Linked DNA regions of Mus musculus: all the other regions are linked to region 1. The links are chromatin loops, found by intact Hi-C in ENCODE. Cell type or tissue: heart. All regions are shown on one strand.

The links. A loop is a pair of places that touch in the nucleus more often than their neighbours do. Peaks named below come from ENCODE experiments on the same cell type or tissue, not always from the same donor. Only the 100,000 strongest peaks of a DNase experiment are listed, where the experiment ranks them.
Region 2: a loop joins it to region 1, with 2.1 times the contacts of the local background. A loop is called at or near these places in 4 of 42 quality-filtered maps.
Region 3: it touches region 1 in a loop (2.1-fold over the local background); 12 of 42 quality-filtered maps call a loop at or near these places.

What each region holds. Positions count from the first base shown.
Region 1 is chr12:113,486,015-113,490,014 of GRCm38, reverse strand. It overlaps Adam6b (a disintegrin and metallopeptidase domain 6B), which reads right to left and starts at 450. Exons shown (of 1, transcript NM_001009545.1): 1 at 1-450. The coding sequence starts at 450. It also overlaps Igh. In heart, a CTCF peak has its summit at 2,130 (motif pointing left); a DNase peak (open chromatin) is centred at 2,124.
Region 2 is chr12:113,609,602-113,613,601 of GRCm38, reverse strand. It overlaps Igh, Ighv2-3 and the pseudogene Ighv5-5. Among named protein-coding and RNA genes, the nearest start is that of Adam6a, 68 kb to the right of the region's middle. In heart, a CTCF peak has its summit at 2,480 (motif pointing right); no DNase peak of the experiment used is centred here.
Region 3 is chr12:113,576,207-113,580,206 of GRCm38, reverse strand. It overlaps Igh and Ighv5-2. Among named protein-coding and RNA genes, the nearest start is that of Adam6a, 34 kb to the right of the region's middle. In heart, a CTCF peak has its summit at 1,766 (motif pointing right); no DNase peak of the experiment used is centred here.

The DNA of each region.
Region 1 (4,000 bases):
GGTAAGGTCATCTAACTTCATGACCCCTGACAGGCCCCCATAACAAGTATCCACAGTGACCATGGATTGTGGGATCCCCTCCAGGTAGCCAATATAGTAACAATCTACAGGAAAAAAGGGGTAATCCATCTGTAAGGCTCCTTGGTCATCTTGAGTTGTCAGCAACAAGTGTCTGGGCCAAATGAGTGTCTTTCTCCGCAGGTGGATGATATGTCTCTGGCCCCGAAAATGCAAGCTATATGAGAGCAGTCTTTGTGCTTGAAGTCCTTTGGTATGGTAGATCTCCTTCCGAGGAATAACCACCTCCGATGAGATGTAACGCCAAGTAGGATGGCCTTGAGAACACCAGACTGGAACCAGGAGGAGCAGCCAGAGTGCAAATAGCAAGAGGAGGACCCTGGGGACCACAGGTCTTTCCACTAGCCTCATGCCCCAGGTCAGAGATAACATCCTGGGTGGAGCTAAATCCCTCTGCTGTGGCCACTGCCTGGTCTAGAAAATACTGACAGAGGACTAAAAACCTCCTCAGGCTCCCAACCTAAGTGGTTACCCAGACAACTGGAGTTAGGTAACAGTCACTGGGTGTGGCAGGAATTGAGTCTGAATGTGTTAGCTGAGGTTGAGGTTAAATATTGTCAAAAGGGATGTCTATAAATGTGCCTGGACAAGAAAAGTCAGAAGCAGCAAGGAGTGTCTCTGACAGGCTCAATCCTTTCTTTTCTTTTTTTGAAGTTCAAAATATCATTTCCACGTGAATGTATTTGGTTCCCAGTGTGACTCTGGGTCTCTTTCTAGGAGTCAATATTTCTTTATATCTTGGCTCATGTTTCTCACAGTTGTTCTAATTTCTTGTTTTGTTTTGTTTGTTTGTTTGAACGTTAGTAGTAAATACTGTCTATATTAGCCTTTTAGCTATAAATGATTGTTTTTATTTCTTCTAATCATATTTTGTTTGAGTTTTGGTTAAACTATTTACAAATGAGTTTTTTTTTTTTCCTTTTGGGTGTTGCTCGAAAGTTTGGAGCTTTCTGTTAATATTGTGTTGTTATTTTTCCAATATTATTAGACCTGAGAATTCTATCTGGGTACCTGTGAACTCTAGAATTTTTAAAAATTCCATCTCTTGGGAACATTACCTCTGACCCCGTCTGAGGCCGAAGTGGCTGTCCCCCTCCAACCTTTAGTATCTTTCTTTCCTGACTATTGGGATTTCTTCAAGCAATCAGGCTGATGGGTTCTCAGCAGTGAGACCAGTAGACTGCCGGTATGAACGTCGAAGAGACTGCCACACACTCCAGGTTCATCAACAGTGCTTTCGCGTCTCTTACTTTTGTAGAAGGAAAAGCAGCCTCTGAGTTATCTCCAAGAAATCATTAATGAAAGAGTTAAAAGATGGGTATCACCCGGAGTTCATGACAAGCCCTGGCTCAGACACGTGAGCAAGGTCTACAGCCCCAAAGATAGGCTGCCCTGCAACATGTATTTATAAGATAGAAGAAAAAAATGGGTGGTTGGAGGGTTGATCAACTTACTTCCTCTCAAACATATATATCTCATCTAAGTGTGCAGGGGAAAACTCTGTAGGACTACTGGGATTGTTATTATCATTATTATTATTATTATTATTATTATTATTATTATTATTATTATTAACTTAAGGCATTTTATTAGATATTTTCTTCATTTAGTTTTCAAATGTTATCCCCGGAACCTCCTATACTCTCTCCCTGCCCTGCTCCCCAACCCACCCACTCCTACATCCTGGCCCTGGCATTCCCCTATACTGTGGCAGATGATCTTCGTAAGACCAAGAGCCTTTCCTCCCATTGATGGCCTACTAGGCTATCCTCTTTTACATATGCAACTAGAGTCACAGCTCTGGGGAGGTATTGCTTAGTTCATATTGTTTTTCCTCCTATAGGGTTGCAGATCCCTTTAGCTCCTTGGGTACTTTCTCTAGCTCCTCCATTGGGGGCCCTGTGTTCCATCCAATAGATGACTGTGAGCATCCACTTCTGTATTTGCCAGGTATTGGCATGGATCTTACTGCACCTTCTGAACTCTCTAAGCAGCTTTCCTGGTCACCTCCAGGAGCCTCATGAATAAGTCTCTGCTTCCCCCTTGTGGCTATGAGCATTACTGCACCTGATACACCCTGCAGCTTCCTAGGGAAGAGGGAGGAAGTGGCTTGGCCCCTGTCTGGTTAAGGTAAGAGGAGATAAATCCCTTCTCATGAATTAGGGTGAGAAGGGTCATGTGCTCTATCATTGGTGACCAACTTGGGGACATGGGCTTATACAGTCATCACTCTGAGGCTCTGTGTACCACCAGACTGAACTCCCATATCCTACATGCACATAGGACAACACCAAGTAGAAGGAGGTTTTAGGACTAAACTGAAGGACAGAGATGGGGTTTCTAAACAACTAGGGAGTGCCAGGGCCAGCCTCTCTAACCACTATAGGACACTATGGAGTCTGGTTACAAAGAGAGATTACTCAAGGTCCTTAGCACTGATTACAGAGCATATCTCAGATGCCTTCTGCTGACCAGATGTATCTTTGCATAATCTGCCTATCCAGATTCAGAAAATTGATGCCACATAGCCAAGTGGACTTTCAGGAACAGACGATTTAAAAACAGGCAGAGAGATGTGAGAGAAAGGAGAAGGAGAGAGAGAAGGGAGAGGGAGAGAAGAGAGAGGGAGACGGAGAAGGAAAGAGGGAGAAGGAGAAGGAGAGAAGGGGCATGGACAGAGGGAGGGACAGAAGGAGAGAGGAGATAGAGAGGGGGATAAGGAAGAAAGGAGGGAGGGAGAGAGAGAGAAGGCTAAGTCTTTCCATACCTGGGTCCCAATACCTCTTATAACCCAAGCACATGGTTTCAGATATCACAATGCGGTTGGGATATAGATAACTGTAAATACTTGTGAAAATAATGGGGCTGAGATCTGGGGTTTTCATGATAGTTTCAAAGTCACTGTACTGACTAAAACCTTCCACTGGCCCATCTCCAGCTTGTTAATCTGAGGGTATCAAATTTCCCACTAAGTGTGTTTAGAAAGATCTCCACCTTTTTGCCCTAGTCTTCCAGTGCCCCACCTACGTTCTGGTCTCCCACATCTGATGTCTTCTCAGTGATTCTGGCCCTGCCTGCTCCACAGCTACAAACCCCTTCCTATAATGAGCTCTGTGCTGAGCCATCATCCTGAATCAATCCACCTTAAGCAGATGTTTTGCTTATTTTTCCTGTGTCCATACTACAGAGGAAGGGTAGGCATGTAGAAGCTGAGGCATCTCATCTCACTCTAAGCACCCTCAGTCTCTAAATGTGCCCCTTTGTTTCCAGCAGTTCAGCCTCAAGCATCTTTTATTCACTCGTCTTAGAGGGACACATGTGCTGTAGTGTTATAAGATGAAATTTAAAGCATTAGTTATTCCCAACAAGCCAATTAAACAAGCCAAAAACATTCATCAGTCATTCCCATGGAACCTCTGAAGCATCTTCCTGCTCTAACCTTGAGTTTCCTAGGGCTGCTGTGGGATCACAGGAGCTGTCCTGTTTACCAGCCTATCCTGTCCCACGGGATTCAGTTATTAGTGGGTGCGAGGGGGACCGCAAACCTGGAAGAAAATGGGATTGGAAGAGAAAAGAGAAACGAAGACCAAGTAGATCTTTTCCTATCAAGGTCTTCGTTTATTAGGCTGAGGTGCCTGGTGTAAAGCATGCATCGCGGGGAATAGGAAGGGGTCGAGGGGGAATTTTACAAAGAACAAAGAAGCGGGCATCTGCTGACATGAGGGCCGAAGTCAGGCTCCAGGCAGCGGACACTCTGCATCTTATCTCTGGAACATAGATCCTCCTTGACAGCCTTGGGGTGTCAGGCCAGGCTCAGGTGTAACTCATGTCCTTGGATGGCATGGGAGTTCAGGAAGAGATAGGGAAGAGGGGACTATAATTCAGCTTTTACAGCCTCAGGTGCCAGGAAGGCAACAGGGAG
Region 2 (4,000 bases), 120 kb before region 1:
TTAATGTCATTCAGAAGAAAAGATTATGCACAAACCAAACAAAAACAATAAGCCCAAAAGGTAAAGACTCCAATTGTAAGTAATAGACCCACAGTCTCTGAGGCCTGCCTGTGCAGGTCCTCACATTTAGTAATCAGCACTGAATGCAGACCACTCCTCATGGACTTTGGGCTCAGCTTTGTTTTCCTTGTCCTTATTTTAAAATGTAATTCGTAGAAATGAGATCCTGCCAGTATTGTGTACATGAGAAATAGAAAAATTGGTTTTCTTTCCTCTATTTTGTTTTCTTTTGTTAGTGACAGTTTCCAAATCAGCATTCTCTGCTTTGAGGTGTCAAGTGTGAGGTGAAGCTGGTGGAGTCTGTGGGAGGGTTAGAGCAGCCTGGAGGGTCCCTGAAACTCTCCTGTGCAGCCTCTGGAGTCACTGTCAGTGAGTACTGAATGACCTGGGTCCTTCAGGCTCCAAAGAAGGAGCTGGAAAGGGTGGCAATAATTTTTAATGGTGGAGGTAGCACCTATTATCCAGAAACCATGAAGGGCCAATTCACCATCTGCAGAGATGATGCCAAAAACATACTTTACCTAGAAATAAACACTCTGTGGTCTGAGTACACACACACACACACACATACACACACACACACACACACACACACACACACACATATATCACACACACACACACACACACACACACACACACACACACACACACACACATATATATATATATATATATATATATATATATATATATATATATATATATATATATAAGGTTGAGTAAGTGGACTTAAACTGATGCCATCACAGCTTGCATGGGATGGATATTCCACAGTGTTAAGAACTGTCATCATCACTGTCAATCAGAAGACAATGATTATGCACAACAAAACAAGAAACCCAAAAGCAGAGGACTCCAATTACGAGCAACAGAACCAGACCCACAGTCTCGGGAGTCTGACTGTACAGTTGGATCCAACCCTTTCCTCTCTACCCTGGGATTTACATCACCAAGCCATGGAGAAAAGCTCTACAATATCTGTTCTGTATGGTGGTCAACACCTCAAAGCACAGGTAACCATATTCATGCCGGCCTTCTGCTACAGTTCTTGCCATAATGTTAACTATTTCAGCCTCTTTTGTACCCCAGTTAACGAAACTCAAGACTAGCTGCCTGTTACTGCTTATTCTGAATTATTATGTACAGGTGACCTCCCATCCTTCACCAATGAAATAATCATATTTAGGAATTTGAGGTTTTATGAAATATAAGCTCAGGGGAGAGAAAGAAAGCACACTACATAGAGATATAGACTGACATAAATCAAGACTTGCATAAGCTAGTCCGCAAGTACCATGTCCCTACGTGGAAAGGAGTATCTTCTGAGCCTAGTGAGATGAGATCCAAATAAAAACTCCTGGGTCTATTTAGATAAACATGTGAGATCAATGGACTAAATGCCTGGGCTGGTCTTCCTTGCAATCCAATTTCCAAACAAGATAACAATAGATCTGGCTCCACAGACACCACGAGAATAGTCTTAAATAGTTCTTTAAGTAGAATGTCTGATCACTAAGAGCCCAATTCTATCCTAAATACTCTTCTGGATTATACATAAATAAAAATTTAACATAGAGCATGGGGCAATGATCTCCCTGAACTACATGAATGGGGCCTCATTTTCTAAATGTTCCCATGTTTCTTTCTAGCTCTGCACAGAGCAAATCCTACAACTTCCTGCTTTTCTACAATGTGAACTCCAGACAGTACCAGAAAAACGTTCCTTGTGTTCCTCTCCAGGTGCTCCAACAAGCACAGGGCAAATTTCTGTCACCTGGAGGGCAAACTGGACACCTTTCTCTCTGCTTCCTTTTATTCTCTCAGGAACCTCCCCCAATGCAAAGCAGCCCTCAGGCAGAGGATAAAAGCCCACACAAAGATGAGAAGCCCCATCCTCTTCTCATAGAGCCTCCATCAGACCATGGCTGTCCTGGCACTGCTCCTCTGCCTGGTGACATTCCCAAGCTGTAAGTGTGTCAGGGTTTCAGAAGAGGAACTAAGACATGTCAGCTAGGAGATGTGTGACTAATGGTGATGTTGCTTGTCCCCAGGTGTCCTGTCCCAGGTGCAGCTGAAGGAGTCAGGACCTGGCCTGGTGGCGCCCTCACAGAGCCTGTCCATCACATGCACTGTCTCAGGGTTCTCATTAACCAGCTATGGTGTAAGCTGGGTTCGCCAGCCTCCAGGAAAGGGTCTGGAGTGGCTGGGAGTAATATGGGGTGACGGGAGCACAAATTATCATTCAGCTCTCATATCCAGACTGAGCATCAGCAAGGATAACTCCAAGAGCCAAGTTTTCTTAAAACTGAACAGTCTGCAAACTGATGACACAGCCACGTACTACTGTGCCAAACCCACAATGAGAGAAGTCCATTGTGAGCATTCACAAATACTTCTCTGCAGGGATGCTCACAACCAGCAGGGGGCGCTGAGGACACAAAGGAACTTGCCAGGATCTCTTCTGGAATCTAGGGAGTTCTGGCCTGTGTCTATCAGCATGTGTTTCAATGTTAGAGTTCTGAGTTTTCCTTACCGCAACAGAGATATTTTAGAGCCCACTTTTCATTGTCATTCTACTAAATTTGTTCACACAGTGGAAGGATTTGCTAAATGATTCTATAATCTAATAGGGTCAAACAAAAACAAATAATTGAGTTGATATCTACCCAAAAAAAAAAAATCCCTCAAAGTGGACAACTGTGTAGGTGTTGAAAACCAGGGAGATTTGGGAATAGATTATTTCTCTCTTGACCGTAGTTTTAATCACCTTTCAGCCATTTACTGTATTTAATTCATGTATAAAGTTAATTGTATTCATCTTCCCTAACATGAAGTTTTCAAACACATGTCCACAATTTAATGATGACACAGTTATCATTATGAATGATAACTCCTAAGATCTCTGTCCATATATGAAAAACATAATATGCTGTTATTATCTATAGCCAAAAAAACATACGTATCATTATTGAAATAATCCTTCCCATCTAACTGAATAGTCTTCTCATTCTACACTGCCTAGGCTACAATCAGCCTGCTCTAATTTTACCTTTGCTCAGATCATTGCTTTCTGTTTCATTTGATAAGATGGTGTCTGGTTGTCACTGAAAATGTGTCCTCCAGTTTCACACTGATTAATGTGATATTCAATCCATTGGAATGTCATCATTGTTACTCCAGGTGCAGCAGAAATAGCTCAGTGGTTGAGAGAGAATATTGTTGTTGGAGGTGTTCAGGTTAAATTCATGATACCCACAATGTGCACCTCCTATGCAGACACCTTGAAGAAGTGGGTTGGACATAACATATTCAGAATCAATAGTTAGAGATACTAATCCTTGAAGAAGTCATTTTTCACCAAGTATATATGCTACATATTACTGAGGTTTGTGGTGGTTTGAGTATGGAAAGAGAAACTATTAGGAGTTTTTAGGAGTACCCATGGCTTGTGTAGGAAGGACTTCACTGTGGTTCTATATTCACTCTCTACCCAGTGCAAAATAGAGCCCTCTCCTGCCTGCAAGGGGAAAGAGTGTCTCTTCCTGGCTCCCTCTAATTCAAGATGTAGAATCTTAACTCTTCTAAACACTATGACAGTGAAAATGCTGTCATGCTTCCCACCATAATAATAGACTGAACCTCTGAAACTTTAAGCCAACCTCTAATAAATCTATTCTTTAATAACACTGAACTTGGCTATGGTGTCCTTTCACAACAGTAAAATAGAAACATAGACAAGGCTCTAACTCTCTGTAATAGAGGACCAACTCTATGTCCTTGGTGTTGTATATAAATTATTAAATAAATGCTATAGAAAATTTGTATGGTCAAAAATCCACCTCCTTCTTCAAATCTGCTGATCTGGAGCCATATAGATTAGATTCCTTTTCTGCACTCAATTCCCTTACTTGTTGAGACATTTTGGGGACATGCTCAG
Region 3 (4,000 bases), 90 kb before region 1:
CATGTCCTAACCACCACACATTATTTCAAAGCACACTTCCACACCTCTTACATTCTCTCCATTCCTCATGCTTCATGTTCTCTGAGACTTGGAGGAATTTAAATGGCACTTGAAAATTTTATGTCAAAAAATAAGACAAAGACTTAAAAGGACAAACAATTTGTGTTTCAGTCATATGCAGAACATTCACATATGTCCTTTATTTTGTAGCTTTTGGAAACAGAACAGGAACCCTAAAACGGAACACATTTAAAGTGTGAGACAAGGAAGACCAAGGCCAAGGAAACATTGGTGATGTGAAAGCAAAAGTGGATGTGGTAAGAGGAAGGGCAAGAGAAGGAAGGAAACCAGAGAACTGGTTAAATAGAAAAAAAAAATCATCCTAAAATTTAATTACCCCCCCCCAGTTATGCTGACTATGTTAATTGAGGAAAAGGAAAACTAGCCTAAAACAACATAAAGACAGTCACAGGTTGTCTGGTATAAAGATACAAAAAGAACAGGGTGGAGGGTCAATGAAAAAGGAATATAAGGAGAACTTCAGAATGCATATAAGTAAGATATGTGCAAGTGGAAATATGTCTCTTAAGCAAATTCTGATTCTTCTCCTTAGACAGACAGAGACCTGCAATTGGTGAGTTGCAAGATTCTCTAAACCTTGAGGACAATATTCTATCATGAATAAATGAAATTCAGAAGTGTTTCTGTCATGGAGAATGGGTTCTGCTACCAAAACCTCATAGGTGTGATCCTCAACAGAAGTCATATTAGGGAAAAACATATTCTTCCCAGACTGTGGGAAAGACAGAGCTCAAAACTAGAAACACTTTTATGTGTGGTGATATTTAATTATACATTTACACTAAGGAATCATGATAGTATGGAAACATAGCATGTTCTGTGAACATGCACAAAAGGAAACTAAATTAAGTATGGTGAATGCTAATTCAAAAAATATATATGAATTTGAAACCACCATTCTTTGTCAAACACTCTAACTGAAATCAGTCTTGGATGTCTTATATCTATGATGATCACTGGGTTCAGCCCAGGTCCAACTCCAGAGCATGCTATAGCAGGACCACATGCAAATAAGCCTTCTCTGTGCCCATGAAAAACAGCTCTGCACTTATCCTGCAGCTCTGACAGAGAAGCTCAGCCCTGGATTCTCAGGTCCTCCCATCCAGTGATCAGAACTGAACAGAGTCCACTCACCATGGACTTCGGGCTCAGCTTGGTTTTCCTTGTCCTTATTTTAAAAAGTAATTTATAGAGATGAGATTCTGTCTGTTGTATGCACTTTAGAAATAGTACAAATATTTTGTTTCTTTAGATTCTTTTTTTTATTTTTATTTATTTACGTGACAGTTTTCTGACCAGCACTCTTTGTTTGCAGGTGTACAGTGTGAGGTGCAGCTGGTGGAGTCTGGGGGAGGCTTAGTGCAGCCTGGAGAGTCCCTGAAACTCTCCTGTGAATCCAATGAATACGAATTCCCTTCCCATGACATGTCTTGGGTCCGCAAGACTCCGGAGAAGAGGCTGGAGTTGGTCGCAGCCATTAATAGTGATGGTGGTAGCACCTACTATCCAGACACCATGGAGAGACGATTCATCATCTCCAGAGACAATACCAAGAAGACCCTGTACCTGCAAATGAGCAGTCTGAGGTCTGAGGACACAGCCTTGTATTACTGTGCAAGACACACAATGAGCAAAAGTTACTGTGAGCTCAAACTAAAACCTCCTGCAGAGCATCCAGGACCAGCAGGGGGCGCGGAGAGCACACAGAGTTGTGAAATACAGAGTTACAGCCTGTAAAATTGTCTCCAACCTCCAACCCACCTTCAAAATATTCAACCCAAAACTGTTCCTGTCTAAAAGAAATGCAGGGACAAAAACGGAGCAGAAACTGAAGAAATGGTAGACCAGACACCGGCCCAACTGAGACAGATGCCGATACTTACAGCCTAACATAGGACTCAGTTCAGGGATGCCTATGGAGGAAATAGAAGATGAAATGGAAGATTTGAAGGAGATGGGAACCCCTGAGAAACACCAATATTGTCAACTAACCTGTACACCTGGAAGCTCCCAGGAAATAATCCACGAGGCAAAGAGCACACACTGGCTGGTCAGAGGCTCCTGGCACACATGTAGCACAGGACAGCCTTGTCTGACTCAGTGGGAGAGGATGACACTAATCCTGAAAAGACTTGATGCCCCAGAGAAGGGAGATGCAGAGGGGGTGAAACTCTCAGTGGTAAACAGTTTGGGGGATGTGGGAATAACTCTGGGGTGGGACTGGGTGAGGGCAACATATCAGATGTAAATAAATAAAATAATTAACTAATTAATAAAAAGGGTCCTGGGAGTAATAAAAGGATGGACTCCTCTTGCCTGGTTTACAGCTCTATAGAGATTCTCTCTAAAAGTATGGTGGGTAGTAATCCTTGAAGTATACAAATGTTATTTCTAGTTTCTATTTTCCCATGTATTTTTTTATATTTATTTATCCAGAAGATGCCCCAACTGGTAAGAAGGACACATGCTCCACTATGTTCATAGCAGCCTTATTTATAATAGCCAGAAGCTGGAAAGAACCCAGATGCCCCTCAACAGAGGAATGGATACAGAAAATGTGGTACATCTACACAATGGAGTACTACTCAGCTATTAAAAAGAATGAATTTATGAAATTCCTAGCCAAATGGATGGACCTGGAGGGCATCATACTGAGTGAGGTAACACATTCACAAAGGAATTCACACAATATGTACTCACTGATAAGTGGATATTAGCCCCAAAACTAGGATTCCCAAGATATAAGGTACAATTTGCTAAACACATGAAACTCAAGAAGAATGAAGACTGAAGTGTGGACACTATGCCCCTCCTTAGAATTGGGAACAAAACACCCATGGAAGGAGTTACAGAGACAAAGTTTGGAGCTGAGATGAAAGGATGGACCGTGTAGAGACTGCCATATCCAGGGATCCACCCCATAATCAGCATCCAAACGCTGACACCATTGCATACCCTAGCAAGATTTTATTGAAAGGACCAAGATGTAGCTATCTCTTGTGAGACTATGCCGGGGCCTAGCAAACACAGAAGTGGATGCTCACAGTCAGCTAATGGATGGATCACAGGGCTCCCAATGGAGGAGCTAGAGAAAGAACCCAAGGAGCTAAAGGGATCTGCAACCCTATAGGTGGAACAACATTATGAACTAACCAGTACCCCGGAGCTCTTGACTCTAGCTGCATATGTATCAAAAGATGGCCTAATCGGCCATCACTGGAAAGAGAGGCCCATTGGACACGTAAACTTTGTATGCCCCAGTACAGGGGAACGCCAGGGCCAAAAAGGGGGAGTGGGTGGGTAGGGGAGTGGGGGTGGGTGGGTATGGGGGACTTTTGGTATAGCATTGGAAATGTAAATGAGATAAATACCTAATAAAAATGGAAAAAAAAACTATTTATCTATTTATTTATTGTATTATTTCTGTCTTTAATTCTGTATGTCAGTCTTTTTTTATTTGTCTCTATGTCTCTGTGTTGTTCTATGTCTCTGTCTTTACCTCTGTATCTCTCTCTCTTCTCTCTCTGTCTCTCTCTCCTTCTCTCTGTCTCTCTTTCTGTGTATTTGTTGAGATGAGATGTCTTTTTCTATCAATATACACAATAACTTTCTTATTGCTAGACTGATTGGCCACCAATTCTAATGTGCACATTGTCTCCAAATGTCAGCTTTCCTTGATGATTGACTACCAAACCTACCCCTTTTTTGTAATTATGCAGAACTCAATACAGATCCCTCTTATCATGAGGTAAGAACTTAAATCACAGAACTGTTTCTACAGCCACAGTGTAGATGACTTAAATATAGGATATAATGTGGCTGAACAGCATGCAGAGCATCACACAAGGCAGAACTGAATCTGCTTGAGCACCAGGGTCAGAGCCTGAAGATCCAAGGAACACTTGAGTCTGTGTAACCT